Linked DNA regions of Homo sapiens: region 2 is linked to region 1. Evidence: chromatin contacts called from ENCODE Hi-C or POLR2A ChIA-PET data. All regions are on one chromosome and are shown on one strand. The core of a region is the stretch at or near the end of the contact, and the rest is flanking DNA. Distances in the headings are between cores, read along the strand shown. Region 1 has its middle 48 kb from the start of CDKN3. Region 2 overlaps LOC105370502 (a long non-coding RNA gene).

Evidence for each region. Hi-C counts contacts between places; a loop is a spot of excess contacts on that map. ChIA-PET counts read pairs that join two places held with the same protein, here RNA polymerase II (POLR2A). Pooled maps may share reads with other maps.
Region 2: a loop to region 1 is called in a map of endothelial cell of umbilical vein, with 4 times the contacts of the local background. The contact joins two enhancer-like sites. A Hi-C loop is called at or near these places in 1 of 168 maps with a recorded cell type or tissue (endothelial cell of umbilical vein) and 2 of 50 pooled maps. POLR2A ChIA-PET finds 5 or more read pairs at or near these places in 1 of 52 experiments (PC-9).

The regions. Positions count from the first base shown.
Region 1 is chr14:54,345,334-54,352,565 of GRCh38, reverse strand. No RefSeq gene overlaps it. Among named protein-coding and RNA genes, the nearest start is that of CDKN3, 48 kb to the left of the region's middle. Within about 2 kb of position 3,159, at least 12 of the 41 ENCODE cell types and tissues checked have a DNase peak (open chromatin) inside an H3K27ac peak, as active enhancers do.
Region 2 is chr14:53,213,303-53,220,534 of GRCh38, reverse strand. The region is part of intron 5 of LOC105370502 (a long non-coding RNA gene); the gene reads right to left. Among named protein-coding and RNA genes, the nearest start is that of DDHD1-DT, 64 kb to the right of the region's middle. RefSeq lists a silencer at 2,625-3,044. Within about 2 kb of position 2,939, at least 21 of the 41 ENCODE cell types and tissues checked have a DNase peak (open chromatin) inside an H3K27ac peak, as active enhancers do.

The sequences.
Region 1 (7,232 bases), core at 1,910-4,409:
AAAAAAAAAAAAAAAAAAAAATTGTTGACTGCACGTTAAGCATCAGCCAATTGAGATGATAAGACTGGTTATTTTAGGAAGGCTTTATAGGGTCTTTGCATCTGGGGAGTAACCTGGGATCTTTTATTAATTTTTTTTTATTATACTTTAAGTTTTAGGGTACATGTGCACAATGTACAGGTTAGTTACATATGTATACATTGACATGCTGGTGCGCTGCACCCACTAACTCGTGATCTAGCATTAGATGTATCTCCCAATGCTATCCCTCCCCTCTCCCCCCACCCCACAACAGTCCCCGGAGTGTGATGTTCCCCCTCCTGTGTCCATGTGTACAGTAACCAAAACAGCATGGTACTGGTACCAAAACAGAGATATAGATCAACGGGACAGAACAGAGCCCTCAGAAATAATGCCGCGTGTCTACAACTGTCTGATCTTTGACAAAGCTGAGAAAAACAAGCAATGGGGAAAGGATTCCCTATTTAATAAATGGTGCTAGGAAAGCTGGCTAGCCATATGTAGAAAGCTGAAACTGTATCCCTTCCTTACACCTTATACAAAAATCAATTCAAGATGGATTAAAGACTTAAACGTTAGACCTAAAATCATAAAAACCCTAGAAGAAAACCTAGGCATTACCATTCAGGACATAGGCACAGGCAAGGACTTCATGTCTAAAACACCAAAAGCAATGGCAACAAAAGCCAAAATTGACAAATGGGATCTAATTGAACTAAAGAGCTTCTGCACAGCAAAAGAAACTACCATCAGAGTGAACAGGCAACCCACAAAATGGGAGAAAATTTTTGCAACCTACTCATCTGACAAAGGGCTAATATCCAGAATCTACAATGAACTCAAACAAATTTACAAGAAAAAAACAAACCCCATCAAAAAGTGGGCAAAGGACATGAACAGACACTTCTCAAAAGAAGACAGTTATGCAGCCAAAAAACACATGAAAAAATGCTCATCATCACTGGCCATCAGAGAAATGCAAATCAAAACCACAATGAGATACCATCTCACACCAGTTAGAATGGCAATCATTAAAAAGTCAGGAAACAACAGGTGCTGGAGAGGATGTGGAGAAGTAGGAACACTTTTATTTTTTTTTTTTGAGACAGAGTACAGTGACATGATCACAGCTCACTGCAGCCTTGACCTGCCCGGCTGAAGTGATCCTCCCACTTCAGCCTCCTGAGTAGCTAGGACCACAGGTGAGAGCTACCATTGCTGGCTAATTTTGTTTAGTTTTTGTAGAGACAAGGTCTCACTAGGTTGCCCAGGCTGGTTTTGAACTGCTGGGCTCAAGTGATCCTGTCTCAGCCTCCCAAAGTGCTGGGATTACAAGCATGAGCCACCGTGCCTGGCTTTCACCTGGGATCTTACCTTCAACCTTGTACCTTGATGGGCTTGACTCAGTGTAACTCTTCCTATAATCTGACACTCTCTCTTTCCTTTCCATATATATTACATGCAAAAATACTTTTCTGTTCAGCCAACCTTTTCAGTGGTTCAAAAGATGTATTGGTCGGCCGGGCACAGTGGCTCACGCCTGTAATCCTAGCACTTTGGGAGGCCAAGGTGGGTGGATCACGGGGTCAGGAGATCAAGACCATCCTGGCTAACACGGTGAAACGGTGTCTCTACTGAAAATACAAAAATTTAGCTGGGCGTGGTGGCAGGCACCTGTAGTCCCAGCTACACGGGAGGCTGAGGCAGGAGAATGGCGTGAACCCGGGAGGCGGAGCTTGCAGTGAGCCAAAATTGTGCCACTGCACTCCAGCCTGGACGACAGAGCGAGACCCTGTCTCCAAAAAAAAAAAAAAAAAAAAAAGATGTATTGGTCAATTTGTTAATAGCATATCATTATAAATGTGTTATTGCTAGAAATTAGCAGCCAAAATATAACACGATAGAGTGTTCCTTGTAGCTTCCTTGCTCATCTTACATTGCCCATTGTAACATTTTTAGGATTGTTAACCATATCATTTCTTCATGTTTCACAGTACTGCACTTATAATTAGTGTCTATCAGTGTCTGTTATCATACTGTCCTCTTGGCTTTCAACCAGTTAATTATTTGTTGGATTGCTTTTCAGAGTACTGGCTGCCTTCCCTATGACGTGCTGCCTCCCTTCCCGCTGATCATCTTACTCTTCTGTTCTTTGCTATTTTCAGACACTATTTTGCACTCATTATGCACAAGTTCAAACTTTAGTCATGTGAAGAGAGCTGAGTGCCTTGTCTAATTTTTCAGCACCAAACCAAATAAACAAAAAACGCATAAAGTCCATTTAAAAATATCCACACTGCATCAGGGAACAGAGAAGCTTTTTCTCTCTCATGTGAAATCTTCTCCAGGAAACCACCAGGACTGAGGCCCCCATGGCGCACACATGCTTGCTTTAGGTGCTTACGTTAAGATGGTATTTCATTAGTTTTGGATGGTCCCTTCCACAGAGCTCAGATGCTATGCTTCTTTCTATTTTAAAAGGGGGGACGAAAAGATTGGCTTTTCATCCAAAATACTCATGTTCTTCTAGCATATTAAAATTCATTTGTGACTAAGTCATTATAGTGAAGTACTTGGAAACCTTTCTATTCTAGAGAGTTCTGGGCACAAACACATTTACAGTGTGCACTAATGCCAGGCTCATGTCCTCACGTCCTCCAAGGGACAGGGATGAGCTGGGTCATAAACCAAACAGTGGGACTCTGGCAATCCCTTTTAGCTCAGGCAGATGCAAAATTGAAGACCCAAAAGAAGCCTTCCAAAGGTCACAGCAGGTTGCTCTCAGGAAAAGAGAATCAGTAATTTATTTTTAAGCAATCTCTTAGCCTCTGTGACAGTTATGTTTCCTTGTAAGCTGCTTTGGAGCCACTCACCACTCTGAAATTGCAGAGTAGGCTACGAACAATCCGGCTTCGTAAGAACATGCAAGTGAGGACCCACGAGGAGATATTCTTGTGCTTTTTAAAGTGCTTCTCTCACTTTGCTTCCTAAACTGCCTTAATTGAGGCAAGGGAGCCAACATGAGTGAGTTCCTTCCCGCGGCTTGCTCTGCCGTGGAGTTCAAGGATGCCTGAGCCCTCAAAACACGGCGCGGTGCAGTTGGGCTGATGGGAAGTCCTGAACAGCTTGCTGAATTATTACTTCATTCTCGGCTGAAGCAGCAGGAGGCGAGATGATGAGTGAAGGAAAAAACCCATGGACTCCAGCGTGGGCTGAAGGAACCAAAACAAACACTGAGAAGACAGGCCAATACTGAAATCTGTTTCAAGGATGGAGCGCGCAGGAATGTTTCACCATATTTTGTCTAAGGAACAGATTTCATTTTTTAATGGCTGTATTAATCAGTGGAAGCAGAACGGCAGGAAGGAATCCGTTTTCCCCTCTCCCCAACGCCTCCCGTGGCTCGCCCGGACATTCCCCCCATTCTTTGTACTGAAGGTGGCCTGGAAGTTTTAGAGGCGTGAGACAGGTTCTGAACTCGCATGCCCTTTCTTTCTCCTTCCCGAATAAATTTTGCGTAAGAATATTTGGGACAAGGAATCCACCATGGCGGGGTGCAATAAAAGCGTTTCACAAATTATGATTTCCCATTCTCTAGGCAGTTCAGCTCTGCCTAACAGCTCTAATTTCCTAGACAAATAGTCCTCCCTGTCCTCTCCAGCTGCTCACAGGCGCCTCTCTCTGGGTATTCTTTTTAAAATCCCTCTCCTGGGGAATTTTTAAAAAAGCTTCTCGCACTTTTTCATGCGATTTTCATGGTTCCATCCATCTCCCCACTTTTTTGGTCAAAGCCTTCCTCCCAAATATCAATTGCTTTTTCAACCCGTCCATACTACTGCTCAGCTGTTGGTTGAGCTTCTCCTAGCCTCCTGCTGCTGTCACTGGGCCAATGGAAGCCAGTCCCTTGCCTCTTTGTTCTATTATTTTATGGCAAGATAATAAACTTCTACATTTTTGAAGTACTTTTCACCGACTTGATATCAAGTATTTTGATAATCACAAAGTGATCAAACACATGTTCTCTTTTTCCAGTTACATAATGAGATCAAATATTGATTAGCAGTGAGTAGATAGATGTATATTGTACACACACACATACACCCGACCATCCTCCTTTTGGCCTATGGAGACTGTTACTCCAAAGAGCCGACACATTTGTGTTGACATTTCAGTCATCCAAGAAAGCTGCCAATGTCACTTCCTTTGAATATTTTCCTTCAGTTTTCAGGAAAGAGTTGGTGGGACTAGCTTATCATGGATGGCATGAGCTGAGGGGATGGTAATTTTTCACAAAAGTAGACATTGTTCGAGGCTAATAGTAAGCTGTAATCTAGACTCATAACTGTAGAGGGCGCTCTTGACTTAATAATGACAGCATTGCCATTGTCACTCCAGGAAGCTGGGAGGTGACAGAGTATCCTTTTATTACCAAGTATTTTATGGGGAAAGAGAGAAGGTGCCTTTTGGAATAGACAAGAAATCCATATTGTTTCATATTACCTTTTATAACATGTCTTCTTAAGAATAAGCTCATCATCTAATTCGTAGCCCCTGGTTACAGTTTTGTTGAAAGTGCAGAAGCTTCCAACTAATGAGAATGAATCTCATCAATGTCTCATACCTTGTGTTGGTCCTGCCACTTGGTAATGGGTGCTTTGCGTGCTGGGAGCTGGGAGCGATCTTCCAAAAATGGCAAGTGGGGTGGGCACTCCTTTGCGGAAAAGCCTTCTGTGGGTTTCAATTTCATTTAGCATGAACTCCCCACTTCTTACTGTGCCCTACCAAGGCCTTCTAGGATATAGCTTCTTCCTACACTTCAAGCTCTCTTTCTCTCTTCCTTCCCAGGGGCCGAATCTGGGACAGCACATGGACCTTGCCAAGCGGGGCACACTCTGTGGCATCTGCATTTGCTCTTCCATCTGCACAGTGAGCTCTTCCGTGCATCTTCCAAAGGCTGGCTCCTTCCCATTTCTCAGTCCTCTGGTCATAGAAACCCCTTGGAGGGAACTTTTTTGACTACCTCATCTAAAATAGGCCCGGCCCCAGCCAGCTTTTCTTTTTTAATTAAAAATTTAATTGTGATATAATTCACATAAGATTTCACAAAACACCACATTCACCATTTAAAAGTGTACGATTCAATGGTTTTCGGTATATTCACAATATTATACGGCCATCACCACTATCTAACTTCAGAACATTTCCATTGTCCCCAAAAGAAACCTCATACCATGAAGAAGTCACGGCCCACCTCGCATTCCTCCCAGCCTCTGGCATCCACTCATCTACCGTCTTGTCTGTATGGAATTGCCTGTGCTGGGTATGACACACCCACTTCTTTTTAAATGTTAAAGCACCCTGTTTGTTTCCTTCCTGGCATGGATGTATTTGCTCATTTACTTGTTTACCATTTATTCTCACAATCTATGAATAAGTCGCAGAGTTTCTTCACAATTCAGTCTGCCCAGCCTTAAAGTGAGCCCAGCCTTTCACCATAGGATCCAATCTATGTGGTGGTGCAACCACTTCTGGGGCTACTGTGGAAGAGACTCGTCTGTGGTAGCATGCCCTCCAAGAGTTCTTGAGGGCTCTATATCTTTTGAAGGATTTTCTGCTTTTCACTTGCAACCCACAGAGTCATAACTGATTTAATCACCTTCTTCAGAGTACTGCGTGCATTTGTAGAAGACTCTTTAAGGCCTGGGCTTCTTGCTGCAGCAATAAATACCAGTAACCTTTACAGAGCATGGGCCGTATGTCAGGCACAGGGATATGTGCTTCACTTGTATTTTTTCCACTTGGTTTTATTACAGTCCTGTGAAATAGGTATAATTATTGCATCCCATTTTAAAGATGAGAGAATTGAGGTTAAGGGAATTGGCACATTTTACTCAGCTAGTTTGTGGCAGAGTGGAGACTGGAGTCCCAGCAGTTAGACCTCCAGGGCTCATGCTCTTAACTATTCTGCTCTTTCTTCAGCCTCTCAGACTTCAGTCAAGTGTTAGCACGAAGTGACGGTGTGATGTTTGCATGCGGCATATGAATATTATTGCTCCTGGTAAGATTGTTTACGATGACATCATAGACAAAGAAATGTTTCCTTGAGTTCCTAGTATAGCAGCTGAGCAACAGTTTTTGTTATATGGGATTCTTTTCTGCCCTTTAGTTTGGGAAGTGACCAGCAAGGTGTCCTGGGAATGCCAGGGGGCTGTATAAGTCTTTGCGCATGGATGAAAGGAAGAGGCATGAGATGGAAGCTCATGCTTCCAGAGCAGATGGCCCTTGGAAGAACTTGGTTTCCTGCAGGAGGGTTGACTCCCAGGAGAACTACATCTCAACAGCTTAGCCATGTGTATTAGTCAGAGTTCTCTGGAGAAATATAACTAATACATGATATGTTTTATATATATATGTGTATATATATGTATATATATATATGTGTATATATATGTATATATATGTGTATATATGTATATATGTGTATATATGTATATGTGTGTGTATATATGTATATATGTGTATATATGTATATATATTCATATATATGTATATATATGTGTGTATATATATGTGTATATATATTTAAAGAGATTGATTTTTGAAGAATTGGCTTATGTGATTACAGAAGCTGGAAGTCCCAAATTTACAGGGTGGACCAGTAGGCTAGATAACCTGGGAAGAGCCAGTGCTGTGGTTCAAGTCTGAAGGCTGTCTGCTGCAGGATTTATACTTGCTCAGGAAAGGTCAGTCTTTTGTTCCATTTAGGCCTTCAGCTGATTGAATGAGGCCCACCCATATTATGGAGGGCATTCTGCTTTACTCAAAGTCCACTCATTTAATGTAAATCTCATCCAAAACCACTTTCACAGAAACATCCAGAATAATGTTTGACCACATATCTGGGCTCTGTGGCCCAGCCAAGTTGATATAACCATCAAGGTGAGGTACTCAGTGCTCAGGTCCAGTTCACCTAGGATCTAGGCTGGAAGGCAAGGAGGGCAGTGTTGTTGGGAGGGCATTCTACCTCCTACAAGGTGAGGGGAGTCTGGATCTCATCTACTGTAAGGGATGACCAGTCGGCTCTCCAAGGGTGGTTCTGGTGGAGAAAGATGTGTCTCAGCCATCTTGAGTTTGCCCGGAGACCAAGCACTTGTCAGAGACCCACCTTTGGGTTGGTGGGTAGAAGAGCAGATGGTCTTTGCACTTTCTCA
Region 2 (7,232 bases), core at 1,690-4,189, 1.1 Mb after region 1:
CATAGAGGTGAAAAGTAGAACAGAGGATACTGGAGACTGGGAAGTGTAGGAGGAAGAGATGGAGAGGGAGAGACTTGTTAAAGGATACAAAATTGCAGCTAGATAGCAGGAATAAATTCTATTGTTCTATATCACTGCAGGATGACTAAAGTTAACAATAATATATCACAGTTTCAAATAGCTAAAAGGAGGATGTTAAATGTTCCAACACAAAAATATGATAAATGTTTGAGATGATGGATGCTAATTACCTTGATCTGATCACTGTACATTATATGTATCAAAACATCACTGTGTACCCCATGAATATTAACGATTGTTACTTGTCAATTTGAAAAATGTGTAAAGAATGCAATAATGTTAAAAAATAGGCCGGGCACAGTGGCTAATGCCTGTAATCCCAGCAATTTGGAAGGCTGAGGCAGGCGGACCACCTGAGGTCAGGAGTTTGAGAACAGCCTGACCAACACGGAGAAACCCCATCTCTACTAAAAATACAAAAATTAGCTGGCTGTGGTGGTGCATGCCTGTAATCCCAGCTACTCGGGAGGCTGAGGCAGGAGAATCGCTTGAACCCAGGAGGCAGAGGTTGTGGTGAGCCGAGATTGCGCCATTGCACTCCATCCTGGGCAACAAGAGCAAAACTCCATCTCAAAAAATAGTAATAATAAAATTAAATAAAAAATTAAAAATAAATAAAAAGAGGAGCAATGGAACAAATATTTAGGGAAAGAGATGCTTTGAGCCCCAAATCACTCCAGGTGGATAGCACCCTAATCTTAATTTAAATGTTACTGCTTATAACAGAAGAGCTCATTCTAGCTAGGCATGGTGGCTCATGCCTGTAATCCCAGCACTTTGGGAGGATGAGGTGAGGGGATTTCTTGGGATCAGGAGTTCAATACCAGCCTGGGCAACATAGCGAGAGCATGTCTTTGAAAAAAAAATTTTTTTAATTAGCCAGGCATGGTGGCACTTACCTGTAGTCCCAGCTACTCAGGAGGCTGAGGTGGGACGATTACTTGAGCCCAGGAGGTCAAAGCTGCAGTAAGCCATAATTGCACCACTGCACTCCAGCCTGGGCGACATAGTGAGACCCAGTCTCAAAAACAAAACAAAGCAATACAAAAAAAAAACCTCACCCTGCCTTTTGATTAAAGGGATAAAGTGAGGAAAGAAGTGGGTTTTTTTATTTGCTACGTACAGAAGGATTCAATTCAGATCAGTTCAATTTAACAAATATTTGTTGAGCCCTACTCTATATCAGACATTATTAGGTACAGAAGATATGAATAAAATGTCTGTCTTCAGGAAGTTCAAAGTCTGCAGAGAAAGACTAGTAAACCAAAATTTTATGAGACCATAATGAAACACTATTACACATCCACCAGAATGTCTACAATTTAAAACTCACACAATACCAAATATTGATGAAGATATGAAGCAACAGATTTTTGGTGGGAGTGTAAATGGTATAATCATTTTGGGGAAAAGTACAGCAGTTTTTTTAAAAACAAAAACTAAATGTAAATATTCTATGACCCAAAAATATCAGTCATATAATTGAGTGTGTGCGTGTGTGTATCAACAAAAAGACCTTCACAGGAATATTCATAGTAGCTTTGTTCACAATAGCCAGAAACTGGAAACAGCCCAGGTGTGCTTCAACTGAAGAATGGATTTTTAGAATTTAGTATATCTATACAATGGAATATTACTTGGTAATTTAAAGACTTTTAAAAAATAATGACCCTGCCAGATGAGGTGGCTCACGCCTATAATCCTAGCACTCTGGGAGGCCGAGGCGGGCAGATCACCTGAGGTCAGGAGTTCGAGACTAGCCTGTCCAACATAGTGAAACCCTGTCTCTACTAAAAATACAAAAATTAGCTGGCGTGATGGCACACGCCTGTCGTCCCAGCTACTAAGGCAGGAGAATCACTTGAACCCAGGAGGCGGAGGTTGCAGTGAGCCAAGATCGTGCCACCACACTCCAGCCTGGGCAACAGAGTGAGAATCTGTCACAAAATAATAATAATAATAATAATAACCCTGTCTCTACTGAAAAACATAAAAAATTAGCCAGAGGTCGTGATGCATACCAGCAGTGCTAGCTACTTGAAAGGCTGAGGCAGGAGAATTCCTTGAGCTCAGGAGCTCAAGTCTGCAGTGAGCTATGACTGCACCACTGCCCCCCAGCCTGGGTGACAGAGTGAGATCCTGAATCTAAAAGCAAACAAAAAAAAATTACTGATACATACAACCTATGTATCTCAAAAACATTATGCTGAGTAAAAGAAGTCTTACATGAAAGAGTACAGTTCAATGGATATAAAGTTCTATAACAGGCAAAACTAGTTGGAAGAAAATCAGAATAGTCATTGCCTCTAAAGGAGATTATTTCCTGGGAAGGGGCTTGGGTACACTTTTCGGGGTGGGGGTAATGTTCTATATCTTGATAGGTGTGTAGGTTACTCACATGTATTGAGAGGTGACAACATGCTAGCAGCCCTCACTGGCTCTCGGCGCCTCCTCAGCCTTGGCGTCCACTCTGGCCATGCTCAAGGAGCCCTTCAGCCCGCCACTGCGCTATGGGGGCCCCTCTCTGTGCTGGCTGAGGCTGAAGCCAGCTCCCTCTGCTTGTGGAGAGGTGTGGCGGGAGAGGCGGGGGCGGGAACCAGGGCTGAACGCGGCTAGTTCCGGGTGGGCGCAGGCTCCGAGGTCCCGCACTGAGAGCAGCCCGCCGGCACCGCCGGCCCGGGCAGTGAGGGGTTTAGCACCCGGGCCAGCAGCTGCGGAGGGTGCGCCGGGTCCCCCAGCACTGCTGGCCTGCCCCCGCGGAGCTTGAATTCTTGCTGGGCCTCAGCCGCCTCCCCGTGTGGCAGGGCTGGGGACCTGCAGCCAGCCATGCCCAAGCCCCGCCCCGGGCTCCCGCCAGCCCGACCCTACCCGACCGGCGCCGCCCCCTGCTCCTAGGCGCCCGGTCCCATCCACTGCCCAAGGACTGAGGGGTGTGGGCGTGCCTGCGCGGGACTGGCAGGCAGCTCTGCTAGCGTGTCCCCAGCACAGGATTCACTAGGGGAAGCCAGCTGGGCTCCTGAGTCAGTTGGGGACTTGAGAGAACTTTTATGTCTAGGGGAGGATTGTATATGCACCAATCAGCACTCTGTGTCTAGTGGGAGAGGGGGGGTTGTAGATGCACCAATCAGCACTCTGTATCTAGCTAATCTGGTGGGGACTTGGAGAACTTTTGTGTCTAACTAAAGGATTGTAAGTGCACCAATCAGTGCTCTGTGTCCAGCTCAAGATTTGTAAACGCACCAATCAGCACTCTGTATCTAGCTAATCTGGTGGGGACTTAGAGAACTTTTATGTCTAGCTGAAGGATTTTAAATATACCAATCAGCACTCTGTGTCTAGCTCAAGGTTTGTAAAAGCACCAATCAGCACTCTGTGTCTAGCTCAAGGTTTGTAAACACACCAATCAGTGCTCTGTGTCTGGCTAATCTAGTGGGGCCTTGGAGAACTTTTACATCTAGCTAGAGGATTGTAAATACACCAATCAGCAATGTGTGTCTAGCTCAGGGATTGTAAACGCACCAATCAGCTCTCTGTAAAACGGACCGATCAGCTCTCTGTAAAACTGACCAATCAGCAGGATGTGGATGGGGCCAGATAAGGGAATAAAAGCAGGCTGCCCCAGCCAGCAGTGGCAACCCGCTCAGGTCCCCTTCCACACTGTGGAAGCTTTGTTCTTTCACTCTTTGCAATAAATCTTGCTGCTTCTCACGCTTTGGGTCCACACTGCCTTTATGAGCTGTAACACTCACTGCAAAGGTCTGCAGCTTCACTCCTGAGGCCAGCAAGACCACGCGCCCACTGGGAGGAATGAACAACTCCAGACGGGAGGAATGAACAACTCCAGACGCACTGCCTTAAGCACTGTAACACTCACCACGGAGGTCTGCAGCTTCACTCCTGAAGCCAGTGAGACCACGAACCCACCAGAAGGAAGAAACTCCGAACACGTCCGAACATCAGAAGGAACAAACTCCAGACACACCATCTTTAAGAACTGTAACACTCACCGCGAGGGTCCGCGGATTCATTCTGGAAGTCAGTGAGACCAAGAACCCACCAATTTTGGACACAGTATGATTTAGTGAATCTCATGGTACACTTAAGATCACCACTGCACCCCAGCCTGGGCGACAGAGTGAGACCCTGAATCTTAAAAAAAAAAAAAAAAAAAAAATGTACTGATACATACAACCTATGTATCTCAAAAACATTACGCTGAGTAAAAGAAGTCTTACATGAAAGAGAATATACTGTACAGTTCAATTTATATAAAGTTCTATAACAGGCAAAACTAGTTGGAAGAAAATTGGAATAGTCACTGCCTCTAGAAGAGAAGACTTCCTGGAAAGGGGCTTGAGTACAGTTTTCAGGGTCAGGGTCATATTCTATATCTTGATAGGTGTGTAGGTTACTCACATGTATGATTTAGTGAATCTCATGGTACACTTAAGATTTGTGCATTTCACATTTCATTGTACATAAATTTAACATGAAATTTTAAAATAAGAATTACAAACAAATATAGAACTCTATATGTTATGTAGGAACTCTGAGTGATATGTATTCTGAGTTATTTGGAAAAAAGTATATCGATATCTGCAACTTACTTTGAAAAGCATTTTTCTAAAAACGTGGATTGATGGATAGAGAGAGAGATGTGACAAAGTAAGCACAATAAAACATTAATTGTGTGATCACTGCAAAATTCTTTCAACTTTTCTGCTTGAAAATTTTCCTCATAAAATGTTGAAGAAAATTATATGCAAGTGTAAAGATGTGTAAGGCTCAGAGGTACAGAGAAGGCAATTCACTCTAGCTTTGGAGGAAAGTGGGGAGATGTCAGAGACAATGTCAATGAAATGGTGATGTCTGAGTTGTGTTCTGAATGAACAAGCTTTCACCAGGCAGTCAAATAAGTTGGTGAATAAGATGTTTTGGTAGCTACAAGTAGTCTCATCTTGATGGACATGGGTATATAGATAAGAGTTACCAGAGATGGACATAACGTTATAAGCAGAGGTCAAATTATAGAGTTGTCTGTGCCATTCTAAAGTTTTGTCTTATCAGTGATGGAGGGTTATTGTAAAATAGGCTATGGTGTGGTCTGCTTTGCGCTTTAGAAAGATCATGCTGAAAACAGTATGAAAGAGAAACTTTCAACCACAAGCCTGGAGGAGGAAAAACCAGGATGAAGACCATTGCAATAGACCAGATAAGGGGTATTAGTGGACTGATTTAGGGCAGTGGAAGTGCAAGTGATGAGAACACATTGGACTTGAAAACTGTTTAAGAGCTAAGGTTGACAGGAGATAAAATTGACAAAGCTAGTGATTGAGTGTACATGTGAAGTGAGAGAAAAAGGAAGAGTTGAGGATGATTCTCAAGGTTCTGAGTAAACAATGACAGAATCTAAAGGTGGGGGGCAAGTTTTAGGTGAGTAAATATGCAATTTGGGAAATGTTTATTTTTTAATGCCTATATGAAATGTCCAGGTACACCTGTTCAGGAGGCTATTAGATATATAACCTTGGCCTTAGTAGGGAAGTCAGTATTGGGTTGATTGATTTTATTTGCTTTTTATTATCTATTCACACTTTAATTCATTTCAAAGATGATTTGGGACATAACAACCAATATATAGTGTCAGGTTCATGACTATGCCAATTGTCATGTTGAGGTCCAAAGAGAGTAGATGGATGAAGAGAAAGAACACTCAGGGAGCCTTAGGCAGGTGAAAGATGATTTTATTCAGCAGCAGCTCTCATCAACAGCTTTCTCATCAGCAGCTTACTTACACTGTCTCTCTCGCACTGTCCTCCCTGTCTCGGCTGCTTGCTCTGAACTGCTCCCACACACACAGCTGCACAGCCGGTTCTCCCCTGCTTTCAGGGTCAGCAGCTTAACTCTTTCTCTGTTTCCCTGGGCACGAGAGACAAGCCAAGCCATGACCTGGCTCCCCTCTGTCCATCCACAAGAAAGACAGCTCTGGTTCTCTCTCTGTTTCTCTGGGCACCAGTACAAGAGCCATGCTGAGCCATGCCTAAGAGCCAAGCCCCATGCAATACTGTCAGCCGGGCAGTTATACCTTTTAAAGACAACAGCAGCTCCAAGCCAAGAATGAACTTACACAAACAGGTGATAACAAATGGAGTATGAGCCTGCACCCTAAACCCACTGAATCATGCAGGCCTGGATGTCTGCCTTGGCCTAACCTTGACCAAAGAACATCCATGTACCTTACATATAGTTAAAGCTATCAAATTGGATGAGATCTGGTCTATTACTAGCCCCTTACACATGGCAAAGGGAAAAATCAATCATTATGTTCTACAGCAACACCCACATAGTGTGTGTGTTTCCCCATGAGGATACAGTCTACCTCTATCTATGAAGCAGTAGAAAGAACACTCAGCAAGGAGTTGGGAAACATGGTTTCTGTTTCCAGCTCCTACATTACAATGTGACCCTAGGCAACTCATTTAAGCTCTCAGAGGCCTCTGATGTGAAAAGGCTGGATTGTGTGATCTCTATGGTTATTTCCAGCACTGGAATGGGAATTCCCTTTGAACCCTATTTCCTGATTCATTATCCAGCCCTTTTCCTCCCTTCGGTGACCCCCGTTGGCCTCCAAGGTGCCAATTAGCAGTTCAACTTGAGAAGGAGAAAAAGGAAAGTAAAAAATGTTTGCTCTATGCTGGTTATTATGACAAGAAAATATATAAATGGGAAAAACTAACATTATTAAAGTTGTTTGGACCTGGAGGTTTTGGTTCATATGGATTCACTCTATCACAGAAGATCACAGACAATGTAAATTCAGCTACACTCCAAGAAAGACCATTTAAACTAGGCTTATTTAAAGGCAAATAGGGATGTCCCTATGCTTCAGTCTTCCCATGCATTTCTACAGAAATCTTCTAGTTATAACATTCCAATTATAAAAAAAAGTGTTCAGCCAACTTCATAATTTAATTTTCAGAAAAATAAATAAATACAACCAAACACAAAGCTTTTTCTTTAAATGTAATTAATGATCCAATGACCTAAAAGGGAAAGATTAAGCTTTCCGGAACAATAAAAATACATGGATCTGAGCAAAATTTGGGGGAAATTCCTAGTATAGTCAGCTTACTATGTTCAACTTACTTTAA